Regions from separate parts of the Homo sapiens genome. Here region 2 is linked to region 1. Evidence: chromatin contacts called from ENCODE Hi-C or POLR2A ChIA-PET data. All regions are on one chromosome and are shown on one strand. The core of a region is the stretch at or near the end of the contact, and the rest is flanking DNA. Distances in the headings are between cores, read along the strand shown. Region 1 has its middle 160 kb from the start of TRIM33. Region 2 overlaps TRIM33 (tripartite motif containing 33).

The links. Hi-C counts contacts between places; a loop is a spot of excess contacts on that map. ChIA-PET counts read pairs that join two places held with the same protein, here RNA polymerase II (POLR2A). Pooled maps may share reads with other maps.
Region 2: a pooled map shows a loop between it and region 1 (2.8-fold over the local background). The contact joins two enhancer-like sites. A Hi-C loop is called at or near these places in 1 of 168 maps with a recorded cell type or tissue (mesothelial cell of epicardium) and 2 of 50 pooled maps. POLR2A ChIA-PET finds 5 or more read pairs at or near these places in 2 of 52 experiments (activated CD4-positive, alpha-beta T cell and naive thymus-derived CD4-positive, alpha-beta T cell).

Annotation. Positions count from the first base shown.
Region 1 is chr1:114,343,306-114,349,458 of GRCh38, reverse strand. No RefSeq gene overlaps it. Among named protein-coding and RNA genes, the nearest start is that of TRIM33, 160 kb to the left of the region's middle. RefSeq lists enhancers at 248-748, 3,313-3,813. Within about 2 kb of position 3,203, at least 21 of the 41 ENCODE cell types and tissues checked have a DNase peak (open chromatin) inside an H3K27ac peak, as active enhancers do.
Region 2 is chr1:114,480,256-114,486,408 of GRCh38, reverse strand. The region is part of intron 1 of TRIM33 (tripartite motif containing 33); the gene reads left to right. Among named protein-coding and RNA genes, the nearest start is that of TRIM33, 28 kb to the left of the region's middle. RefSeq lists an enhancer at 3,506-3,575. Within about 2 kb of position 3,693, at least 5 of the 41 ENCODE cell types and tissues checked have a DNase peak (open chromatin) inside an H3K27ac peak, as active enhancers do.

The sequences.
Region 1 (6,153 bases), core at 1,954-4,453:
CCTACATTTGGTGAGATGCCTCATGGTTCCTCTGGTGTGTGGCTCTTTCACTGCAACAAGTCAATAAACCTGGCTTTGTCAGGTCACCCCACATTTGTCCCTGGGGGCCTGAGGCTGTTTGGTCTAAGATGGGCATTGGAATTTGTGAATATGGAGAAAATCACGCAGCATGGGGACTTCAGCTGAAGGATCCTGCTGTAGGGCAAGACCAAGAAGTTGAGTGAGGGTCTTGGAAGGCTAAAGTTACAAGGAGGTAGAAACTATCTAGAGGCAGAAGCTATAGGACAGAGAAAAGGTAAATAAGGGAGAGTAAAAGAAGCAGCAGCGAGTCTTAGTTTGAGGAACGGAGTAGACATTCAGGGCTGAGGCCGGCCGCTGAGCACGGTGGAGTGCTTGGCTGGTCCCAAGAGCCACTCCTCCCATCCCAGCTCCAGGGCTTGGAACGTTATGGTCCTGGGTTAGTCTGTAACTCTCTATGCTCCTTGCAACCCAAGTAGCTTAACTGAAACCTATCACCTCTCCTGTGCCACCAAAAATCTTAGGTTGTTGCAAGTCAGGACCGGGCAGCTTCAGAATGGTTGGACCCAGGGGCAGAGAGCAGGCACTGTTCCTACAGTTGGCAACACCTGTGGAATGGTGGCCACGAAGATCCCTGTTTGGCCAGGATTCCTGTGCTCAGGCTGTCTTTGTTCAGCCTGGTGGGGACACTCGGTGCCCAGCCCACAAGATGGGCCTCCCACTCAGGGCAGTTAGGCATGGCCTGAGGACACCCGAACGTTTCCCTCAGGAGCCTGGGAGCCTGCTGAAGACTGGCCAACAGGCCTCGTGTCTGCTCAACCCATCCTCCCACCTTGCCATGTGTCTGCCTCTGCCCAGCCCCCAGCCCTTCAGGCTCTGAGCCTCCTCCTTCAAGTCCGCCTTCATCCTGAGTTTTCAGGAGAGACACGTCTCAGGTGTAGGCACAGGGGAACCATCCCTGAAGGACAAAGAGAACCAAAGCAGTTTTGACAAAGAGCACTCAGGAAGCTGAGAGGAAAAACATTTGAGATGGCAGATGAAAGATGTTATGTGAATGCAACACATTAGAGTGGTTATGGTTGTCAGAAAAAAATAATAAATGAGCAAATTTGAAAGCCAACTGACTAAAGTCTTTGAACCACACCACATATACCAGTAAAATACAAATAATATTGGATCTTGAAATACGTACTCTTTCCTTTAGTGGGGAGTCTATTATTAGGTAGAGCTTCCCAGAAATTCCATAGGGTCTTCTCTAGTTCTTTAGTAAAAACACCATTTTGTAATTATTTGATAATTACAATGGATTCATTTATTATATTTCCAAGTCATCAGGTGTGGCATCTGGGGAGAAGTCAAACAAAGGAAGCTGGGAGCTCCCCCACGGTATGAGGCCCTGTGGAGAGAGGAGGCTAATGTAATATTAATAGAACTGGCAGAGCAGGGCAGAATCGGGAACGTATTCAGGGCCTGAGGCTGAGTGGCTGCCTGCAGACGCTGCTTTGGGGTTCCTAAGGCAGGTCATTCAAAGATGACATTCCCTTAAGAAATCATCAGACCACACCTCTCAGTTTGGGGCTTGGAGAATGCAGCTCCTGAGATGGGGTCTGCAGGTCATGATGGGGAGAGGAGTGGGATGGAGCTCAGGGCTGGTTTGGGTGGAAGCTCAGTGCCCAGGGGTTGCCCGTCCACGGCAATGCTCACACCCAACACAGCACATGATGCCTTCTTCTTGGCAATGGCCCTTCTGCTTTCTGTACAATCACAGTCCAGAAGCATTAGAGCTTCACGAAACCTCAGAGATATGGTCAGTCGCCTCCTCAGGGGAGGCACCCAGGGCTAGTGCCCTGCCTAGGGTTTCATAGGTGGTGGCAGGCCCAGGCCCAGAACATACATCTCCAGACGCTGGTCTGAAGTGCTTGCCATCAAGCCTAGTCCTACATCTGCTGGGACCCCAGTGCTGTGGGGAAGGGATCTGGTGCTGTGGGGAAGGGATCTGGTGCTGTGGGGAAGGGATCTGGTGCTGTCCGGAAGAGATCTGGTGCTGTCCATACCCATCCGCGTGTAAATGTTGTGTGGCTGGTACAGTTTAGTAAGGAAAGTGTCAAAGAAAGGCAGTGTGAATATTGGTCTGCGAGGTATCAGCGAGCCAGTAAGCAAAGAACTTGGGAGGTGCGTGCTCTCTCTCTCTCTGACACACACACACACACACACACACACACACACACACACACAGCAAATTTCGGGAGGCAAAAAGCTGTGGGATTGGAGTTGGAGAGCTCAATTTCTGTGAGATCTTAATGAGATGGTTCTGAGAATCTTCAAAAGCTAGACAATTACAAGACACTGGAATTAAAGTTTTGCAAATACCTGAGGGAGAATACTAGCTCAGGCCCTCAAAAGGTAATCACCTGTCCTGAGCAGCCAGGACCGGAGGGTCCTGGGCCAGAAGACCCTCAGGGCAAGGGGCCATTGCAAAGACGATCATGACCATGATTACCGTCATGATTGTTATCCTCGGAGAGGGGCTGCCTGCCACAGGGAATGTGCGATGGTTTCAATCTGAAAACAATCCCTGAGCTGCATGTTCAGGTAAACTCATGCTCTAGAAGCAAGGTGCTGTCGTGCAAGTTGCTGGCACAGCCTTCCGCAGCCTTCTTGCAATTCCGGGCTGCACCCGCGAGGGCTAGCGTCACGGTCCCTCTTCTGAGGCGCGCTGGCGCCCTCTAATGGACACTGCCGAACAGGACGCCACGGCGCTGCTGAGGCGCGATGGCTGCGAGGCCGCTAGGGGCGCTTGCAGGCGGCACAGACTGGTGGAGCCGAGTGACGCGGCCGCCAGAGGTTTGGGCCGATTTTGGAGACCGGTGATTAGGTTTCTTTCTGCCTGATTCAGTCCTGCTAAGTTAAAACGTGCAATAATCCCTTACTGCCAAGGCACACGTTTCTCTGTGTTTCAGGGGTATCAAAAGCATTTGCTAAACAAGTCAAACCCGTCGTTCTTTCGGTCTATTCTATCAGTGCCTGGAGAGGAATCTGGAAGAAGGAGGTGGAGAAGGAAGGAAGGGCGTGGAGGGTGAAGACGGCCCTGTGTTCCCCTGGGCTGGCCCGGCCCTCCTTTCCCAGAGCTTTTCCCCCTCTCGCCGTCACTCCCGGGGGCCCTGGGCCAGGAGGGAAGGGGGATGGAGGGGAGGATGGGATCCCAGGGGAGGGTCTGGGTGCGCGCCCCCACTGCAGGGCAGGTGACTTCGGAGGCGCTGGAGCCAGCGGAGCGCAGGCCTGTCATGCAAGCCGACCCTGCGGTGGGAGGAAAAGCGGTCTCTCGGGGGAAGGCTCCTGGCAGAGGCCTTTCCCTTGATCGGCTCACTTGGCTCTTCTGGCAATGCGGTGCCCTTCGCAGGCAACTTTCCAGGGGTCAGAATCACAGTACGCCAGCCCTGGTTTACTCCCCACAAGCGTCTCAGTCCATCACTCTGCTTTGTGTTGTGCTTGCTCTGAGGCCCAGGCTCATCCTGTACAGGCCTCATCCAGTAGCTCAACATCTGTCTCCATTCCCTCTCCCTGTCCTTTCCCCAGAACCTCCCACCAAGAACGCTGGTCTCCTATTGCTTTCACAATAGGTCTTGATGGCCCAGAAAACCCGAGCGCAACTCTATGGCATCCAAAAATGTGTTCCCCATTACTACAGGCAGGGGAGAGCTGGGTCTTTAAACACCCTGGAGGTGAGGGGCATACACGTGTGCCTTCCTGCCTTAGAGTAGGCGGAATCCTAAGACATTAAAGAAAAGAAAACAAGACAGCTGATTTCTGAATTAAGCCGGATTAAAATTCATACTAAGCTGTACTATTAATTTAAAAAGCTCTTATTTACGGTCTACTAGACACTGGGCACTTTAAATTCAATAAATTATCTCTCTCTCTTTTTTGTTTTTGTTTTTGTTTTTGTTTTTGAGTCGGAGTCTCACTCTGTTGCCCAGGCTGGAGTGCAGTGGCGCGATCTCGGCTCACTCAGCCTCCACCTCCTGGGTTCAAGCGATTTTCTTGCCTCAGCCTCCTGAGTAACTGAGATTATAAGCACGTGCCCCCATGCCCCATGGCTATTTTTTTTTTTTTTGTATTTTTTGTAGAGATGGGGTTTCGCCATGTTGCCCAGGCTGGTCTCTAACTCCTGACCTCAAGTGATCCACCCCCCTTGGCCTCCCAAAGTGCTGGGATTACGGTGTGAGCCACCACGCCCAGCCTAAATTTAATAAATTCTCACAACAAGCAAGTTAAGTACTGTTTTCTCTGTTTTCTACATGAGAAAACTGGTAATCAGAGAGGTTAAAGACTTGTGCAAAACTACACAGCTCTCGATGTCAGTTGAAATAGGTAGGTTATGCTGCCTTAATAAATAGCCCCCATATTCCAGTGGCTCATGTTAAACCAGTCGTGGTTTATTTCCTATAAACATTCCATGTGCCTCACTCTGCTCTGTGCTGTGCTTGCTTGGAGGCCCAGACTAATGGGGCCGCCAGTTGTGGGACATTGCTGGGTGCTGGGTCAGAGACCAGAGAGCTCTGGCGGGTCCCATCAGCAACTGCAGGCTCTGGCCCAAGGGGCAGGTGGGCTTGGCTCACAACTCCCTGCCTGAACAAGATTCTCTACCCTTTCAGCCTCATGGGAACCCAGAGATGCAACTCTACTAAGTGTCCAAGCAGAGACCCCCTGATGCTGGTGGTTAAATCCTTGGTGATTAAAGACGGGACAGAGGGTGGCTTCCCCTCCCTACCTCTGGGTCTCACTCGACTTCCCCTCCCTTCTCCTTTCCTCCCTTCCCCTTCCCGCCCATGTCTCTCCCATCTCTGCTTCTCTCTATATCATAAAACCATTCACAGTTTTCTCATGGGTTAACCCATGAGAAATACAAATAGATGCAAGTTCTCAGGGTGTATTCAATTCATTCTAAATATCACTAAATGAAACTGTCAGTGATGGAAACTACACTGGATAAAATTTGTCACTGAGTAAAACAGAATAAATCTACTTGACCAAATTTACAAAATTTGATTGGAGAAAAAATGGTTACGAAAATTCCCAGTTGCAGATGCTGTAACTGGTAGAATCCATGGGCCAAAAGCTGATGATGAAGCATCTTAGAATTTAAATGAAAAAAATTATTGCCAATGAGAATAATTTCAATAATGTGAAAATGAAAAAATGGAGAAAATTGGAAACTGTTTAACTGCACAGAATGGAAAATGGATTAAGAAATTAAATTGGGGCCAGGTGTGGTGGCTCATGCCTATAATCCCAGCACTTTGGGAGGCCCAGGCAGGCAGATCACTTGAGGTCAGGAGTTCGAGACCTGCCTGGCCAACATGGTGAAATCCCGTCTCTACTAAAAATACAAAAATTAGCCAGATGTGGTAGCACACGCCTGTAATCCCAGCTACTAGGGAGGCTGAGGCAGGAGAATTGCTTGAATCCAGGGGACGGAGGTTGCAGTGAGCCGAGATCATGCCATTGCACTCCAGCCTGGGTGACAGAGTAAGACTCCGTCTCAAAAAAAATAAAAAATAATAAATAAATAAATAAGATAAATAAAATTTTTAAAAAATAAAAATAAGTAAAAATTTTTTAAAAATAAAGTAATGAAATTGGGCCAGGCACAGTGGCTTATGCCTATAATCCCAGCACTTTGGGAGCTGAGGCTGGAGGATCCCTTGAGCCCGGGAGTTGGAGGCTGCAGTGAGCCATGATTGTGCCACTGCACACCAGCCTGAGTGAAGAGTGAGACCCTGTCTCTAAAAAAATAACATATAAATAGGCTCAGGAGCAGTGGCTCATGCCTGTAATCCCAGTACTTTGGGAAGCCAAGGTGGAGGAATCACTTGAGGCCAGGAGTTTGAGACTAGCCTGGGCAACATGGCAAAAACCCGATTCTATGAAAAATACAAAAATTAGCTGGGTGTGGTGGCATGCACCTGTAATCCCAGCTACTCAGGAGGCTCAGGCAGGAGAATCGCTTGAGCCTGGGAGGTGGAGGTTGCAGTGAGCCAAGTTTGCACCACTGCACTCCAGCTGGGCAACAGAATGAGACTCTGTCTCAAACAAATTAATAAATTACTTAAATTGGATTAAAGGAGTTCACTC
Region 2 (6,153 bases), core at 2,444-4,943, 140 kb before region 1:
CTCAAGTTATCTGCCCGTCTCCATTTCCAAAGTGTATTTTTTAATCCTATAATTTCCATTGGTCTTTTTTTTCTATAACTTTCATTTCTTTTCTATTTTCCATTTGTTTTAAGGACATTCGTATTGCCGTTTTAAGATGAGGTCTTACTCTGTCGCCCAGGCTGGGGTTCAGTGTTGCGATCTCAGCTCATTGCAACCTCTTCCTCCCGGGTTCAAGCAATTCTCCTGCCTCAGCCTACCAAATAGCTGGGACTACAGGTGTGTGCCACCATGCCTGGCTAGTTTTTGTATTTTTAGTAGAGATGGGGGTTTCACCGTGTTGGCCAGGCTGGTCTCGAACTTCTGACCTCAAGTGATCTGCCTGCCTCAGCTTCCTAAAGTGCTGGGATTACAGGTGTGAGCCACTGTGCCTGGCTTATATTGCTTTTTGAAGCATTTTCATAATGGTTCCCTTAAAGACTTTGTCAGATGTTTCTAATATGTGATATCTGATCATCTTGGTTTGGGCATGTACTGATTGTCTTTTGTCAGTTATGATTTTCCTGGTGTTTGACAAATAATTTTTTGAGTATATTGCAAATATTTTGGATATCACATTCTGAGACTTGCGATTCTATTTAATCTTCATTTTTTTCCAGCAGTCTTTCTACTGAGGTATAACATAAAGGCCAGGTAGGGTGTATGTTCACCTTCCCCTTGGGCCTCCTGACACCACCCTGGCAAAAGTGGAGTGCTGACTTTCTCTGCCATGTTGCAGATAGGTGAGATGAAAGTTCAATTTCTCCCTTGGTCCTTCCTGATGAAGTGGGGTACCAACTCATACCACCTTGTCACCTCTGATTTAGGGTTTAAGTTCAGTTCCACTGAGCCCTTGTGATACCAGGGAGGGAGGAAATGTAGGGCTAACTCATTCCACTGGATTGCTACATAATAGGGGTGGAGTCTCAGCTTTCCACTTGGATTTTATCATACCAGGCAAAGGGATAAGAAGTGATGATTTGCCTGGTCTCTTACCCCCTTATTCCTTATTATTGCCAGGTGGGAGTAGAAGTTCAGCTTCCTGCTATTCCCTACTGATATTGAGGAGTAGGAGATTTTTTTTTTCAGTATTTTTAGTTTTAAAAAAAAAATGGGGGCTTCAATTAAAGTCGCCTTTATTTAAGATCCCAGCAGTGGAAATACTGAGTTCTTTTGGTCCTAACATTTTACAGATTATAGTCGTGAGATTATGGAATCATGACTCACTAAATTCATGCTTTTAATTCCTATTCTCTGCAAGGCAGTGTTAGATTATCTCTGCTCTTGGGAGTTTGGAGTTTTGGAGACTTTAATAAACACGTACTTTTTTTTTTTTTAAAAGACAGAGTCTCACTCTGTCTCCCAGGCGGGAGTGCAGTGGTGTGATCTCGGCTCACTGCAACCTCCGCCTCCCAGGTTCAAGTGATTTTCGTGTCTCAGCCTCCCGAGTAGGTGGGATTACAGGCATGTGCCACCACGCCTGGCTATTTTTTTGTGCATTTTTGTATTTCTTATTTTTATTTTTGGAGGTGTAGTCTCACTCTGTCATCCAGGCTGGAGTGCAGTGGTGCGATGTGGGCTCACTGCAACCTCCACCTCCTGGGATCAAGCAATTGTCCTGCCTCAGCCTCCTGAGTAACTGGGACTACTGGTGCACACTGCCATGCCTGGCTAATTTTTCTTTATTTTTAGTAGAGACAGGGTTTCACTGTGTTGCCCAGGCTGGTTTCGAACTCCTGAGCTCAGGCAATCTGTCTGCCTCGGCCTCCCAAAGTGCTAGGATTACAGGAGTGAGCTACCATGCCCAGCCTAATTTTTGTATTTTTAATAGAGATGGGGTTTCACCATGTTGACCAGGCTGGTCTCGAACTCCTGACCTCAGGTGATCCACCCGCCTCAGCCTCCCAAAGTACTGGGATTACAGGTGTGAGCCACCATGCCCAGCCTAAACACACATTTTTAAAGATGAAAAGGATGACCAGTATAATTCTTGCAAATGAAACAATTTGCAGGTCAGAGTCTTGATGGTTAGTTAGCCAAGTTTTTTTTATTTTTTTACCAGTTCAATTAAAAAATTATTTAGAAAAAGTAAAACGTGGGCATGGTTAGAGTTTCAAACAGTATAAAAGAATATAAAATAACTCATTTAAGTCTGTAAGTTTCCAAAGTATGAAATGCTGACTATCTCATCTTTATTATAAAATTTGAAACAACACACTAACAAGCTCTTAAGAGCTCCTTGAATTTTGTCTGGCAGACCATTATTTCAAAATAAAACATCTTTTTGCAAACTCAGTTATGTACATTTTTATTTAGCACAACTGCCTGCTTAACATCTTTTCTTGAGTGACCCAGATGTGTCTCAAATTTACTGTCTCTAAACTTGAACTAATTGTAGTTTCCAAACCTCCACTTACAAACTGTAACAGTCATCTCATTGTTCCGGTTTCCTAAACCAGAAATTTGGGCATCGTTTTCATCTCCTCTTCTAATACTCCTCTACTCCTCAGTCTGTAGTTTTCTAGTAATATTTTATCTGTGATGTCTTTGTCTTATGTCTTTGGTAACAGGGTGATATTGGCCTCTTGAAATATGTTTTTTCTTCTCTATTTTCTAAAGAGTTTGTTTGAGGTTTGTATTATTTCTTCCTTGAGAGAATTCACCATTAAAACCAACTGGGGCCGGGCACGGTGGCTCACACTGTAATCCCAGCACTTTGGGAGGCTGAGGCGGGTGGATTGCCTGAGCTCAGGAGTTTGAAACCAGCCTGGGCAACATGGCGAAACCCCGTCTCTACTAAAAATACAAAAAATTAGCTGAGCGTGGTGGTGGGTGCCTGTAGTTGCAGCTACTCGGGAGGCTGAGGCAGGAGAATCACTTGAACCCAGGAGGCAGAGGTTGCAGTGAGATCATGCCACTGCACTCCAGCCTGGGCCACAGACAGAGACTCCATCTCAAAAAGAAAAAAAAAAAACCCAACTGGGTCTGGACTTTCCTTTTTGTAGATTTTAAATTACTGATCTAGTATTCAGATTGAGTTTTTCTATGTCTTCTTGAGTCAGTTTGGTAAAAATTTTTTTTTTCAAGACAGGGTCTTGCTTTGTAGCCCAGGCTGGGGTGCAGTGGTGTGATCGCAGCTCTCTGCAGCCTTCATCTCATAGGCTCAAGCAGTCCTCTTGCCTCAGCTTCCTGAGTAGCTGGGACTACAAGTGTGCACCATCGCACCTAGCTAATTAAAAAATTATTTTTGTAGAGACAGGGTCCCACTGTGTTACCCAGGCTGGTCTCGAACACCTGGTCTCAAGTGATCCTCCCATCTCAGCCTCCCAAAGTGCTGGGATTACCTAGCTGGTAATTTGTATTTTTAAAGAATTTGACCCATTTTGTTTTAGTGGTCTAACTTGGCATAAGAGGTTCATAGTTCTATTAGTCCATTCTGACACTGCTATAAAGACATACCTGAGACTAGGTAATTTACAAACAAAAGAGGTTTCTCTGGTTCTTCCTGCTGTGCAGGCTTCTGCTTCTGGGGAGGCCTTAAGAAACAATCATGGCAGAAAGTGAAAGGGAAGTTAAGCACATCTTCATACGGCTGACAGGAGGAAGAGAGAGTGAAGGGGGAAGTGCTGCAGACTTTCAAACAACCAGATCTCATGAGAACTCAGTTACTATAATGAGAACAGCAAAGGGGAAATCTGCCCCCGTGATCCAATCACCTCCCACCGGGGCCCTCCTCCAACATTGGAGATTACAATTCAACATGAGATTTGGGTGGGGACACAAATCCAAACCATATCAGTAACATTTTGGCAGGATCTCTTGTTAAGTCTTATATTTCATTTTTGGTTTTGGCACAATGTGCTCTCTTTTCTTTTTAGATCAATACCAATCTGTCTTCTCTATCTCCCCCCATCTCCCTCCCTGCACTCATTTTCCCATCTAGGTAATTGTTTATCAGTTGTTTTCAAAGAACCAGCTTTGAGTTTCGTTCCCCTTTCTTCCCTATTCATAGCTACTCTGATCTTTATTTCGTCCTATGTAATGTTTTCATTTGGTCTTCTTTTTCGAGCTTAATGAGGGGCATGTTGAGATGATTGCTTTTAGATGTTTTTTTCCTTTCTAATATATGTCTTTGAAGCTATACATTTCTCTCTAAGTTCATGGTGTTAAATGTGGTACCTAATGGCCATATGTGACAAAATTAAGCGTAAATGAAATTGATGATTTACTTCCTTAGTCACTGTTGTCACATTTCAGGTATTCAGTAATCATGTGTGGCTGATGGCTGCCATATTAGACAGTGCAGATATAGAACATTTTGTCATGGCAGAAAGTTTTGTTGGACTAATGGCCTGTAATCCCAGCTCTTTGGGAGGCCGAGGTGGGCAGATCACCTGAAGTCAGGAGTTCAAGACCAGCCGCGCCAACATGGTGAAACCCCATCTCTACTAAAAATACAAAAATATTAGCTGGGCATGGTGGCGCACATCTGTAACCTCAGCTACTAGGGGGCTGAGGCAGGAGAATCACTTGAACTGGGTAGGCGGAGGTTGCAGTGAGGTGCGATCACGCCACTGCCCTCCAGCCTGGGCGATAGAGTGAGACTCCATCTCAAAAGAAAAAATAAATGTTTAAGCACTCTTTCAGCTGTATCCCATGGGGAGGAAAAAACCAATATAAAAAAATATATATATACACACATATATATATATATACACACATATATATACACACACACACACACACACACATATATATATAGTTTTTTTTCTTTTTTTTTGTTTTTCTTGGGTTTTTTTTCGGACAGTGTCTCACTCTGTTGCCCAGGCTGGAGTGCAGTGGCGCAATCTCAGCTCACTGCAACCTCTGCCACCCAGATTCAGGCGATTCTCCTGGCTCAGCCTCCTGAGTAGCTGGGATTATAGGCGTGTGCCACCGCACCCAACTAATTTTTATAGTTTTAGTAGAGATGGGGTTTCACCATCTTGGCCAGGCTGGTCTTGAACCCCTGACCTCGTGATCCACCACCTTGGCTTCCCAAAGTGCTAGGATTACAGGCGTGAGCCACCACATCTGGCCTATGGTTTTAATTTTGTGTTTGGTTCATTTACATTTATAATTGTTACATGTATCTGATGTATTGATTCTTTAACATATAAAATGCTTCATTTTACTTAGTAATATGCTTTGAGAATCTTTTTTTCTTCTTTCTTTTTTGGAGACAGAGTCTTACTCTGTTGCCCAGGCTGCAGTGCAGTGGCGTGATCTTGGCTCATTGCAACCTCCGTCTCCTGGGGTTCAAGCTATTCTCCTGTCTCAGCCTCCCGAGTAGCTGGGATTACAGGCATGCGCCACCACACCTGGCTAATTTTTGTATTTTTAGTAGAGACAGGGTTTCACCATGTTGGCCAGACTGGTCTCAAACTCCGGACTCCAAGAATCTTTTTTTTTCTGATGTTAGTGTGACTACTCCAGCTGTCTTATGGCAACAGCTTTCATGATTTTATCTTCTCCTCTCCTTTTACTTTATCCCTATTTATTCATGATTTTATCTTCTCCTCTCCTTTTACTTTATCCCTATTTATGTATTTGAATCTAAAAATGTTTCTTTCAGAGGATATATAGTTGGATTTTACTTTTTATCCAGTTTGACAATCTCTTCTTTTCATTGGAGTGTTTACTCAGTGATATAGTTGGATTTAGGTATGCCATTTTGCTAGTTGTTTTCCGTGTGTCATTTTTGTTCTTTTCCTTCTTTACTGAGACTTCTATGTTTACCAATATTTTTAGTGTACCTTAAAATTTTCTTTTAGTTTTTGTTTTAGTTTTAACTCTTGCAATTATGATATCTCTCTTTTTTTTTTTTTTTAAGGCGGGGCAGGGCCTTTTCACTTCTTTTTTTTTTTTTTTTTTTAAATTGATCATTCTTGGGTGTTTCTCGCAGAGGGGGATTTGGCAGGGTCATAGGACAATAGTGGAGGAAGGTCAGCAGATAAACAAGTGAACAAAGGTCTCTGGTTTTCCTAGGCAGAGGACCCTGCGGCCTTCCGAAGTGTTTGTGTCCCTGGGTACTTGAGATCAGGGAGTGGTGATGACTCTTAAGGAGCATACTGCCTTCAAGCATCTGTTTAACAA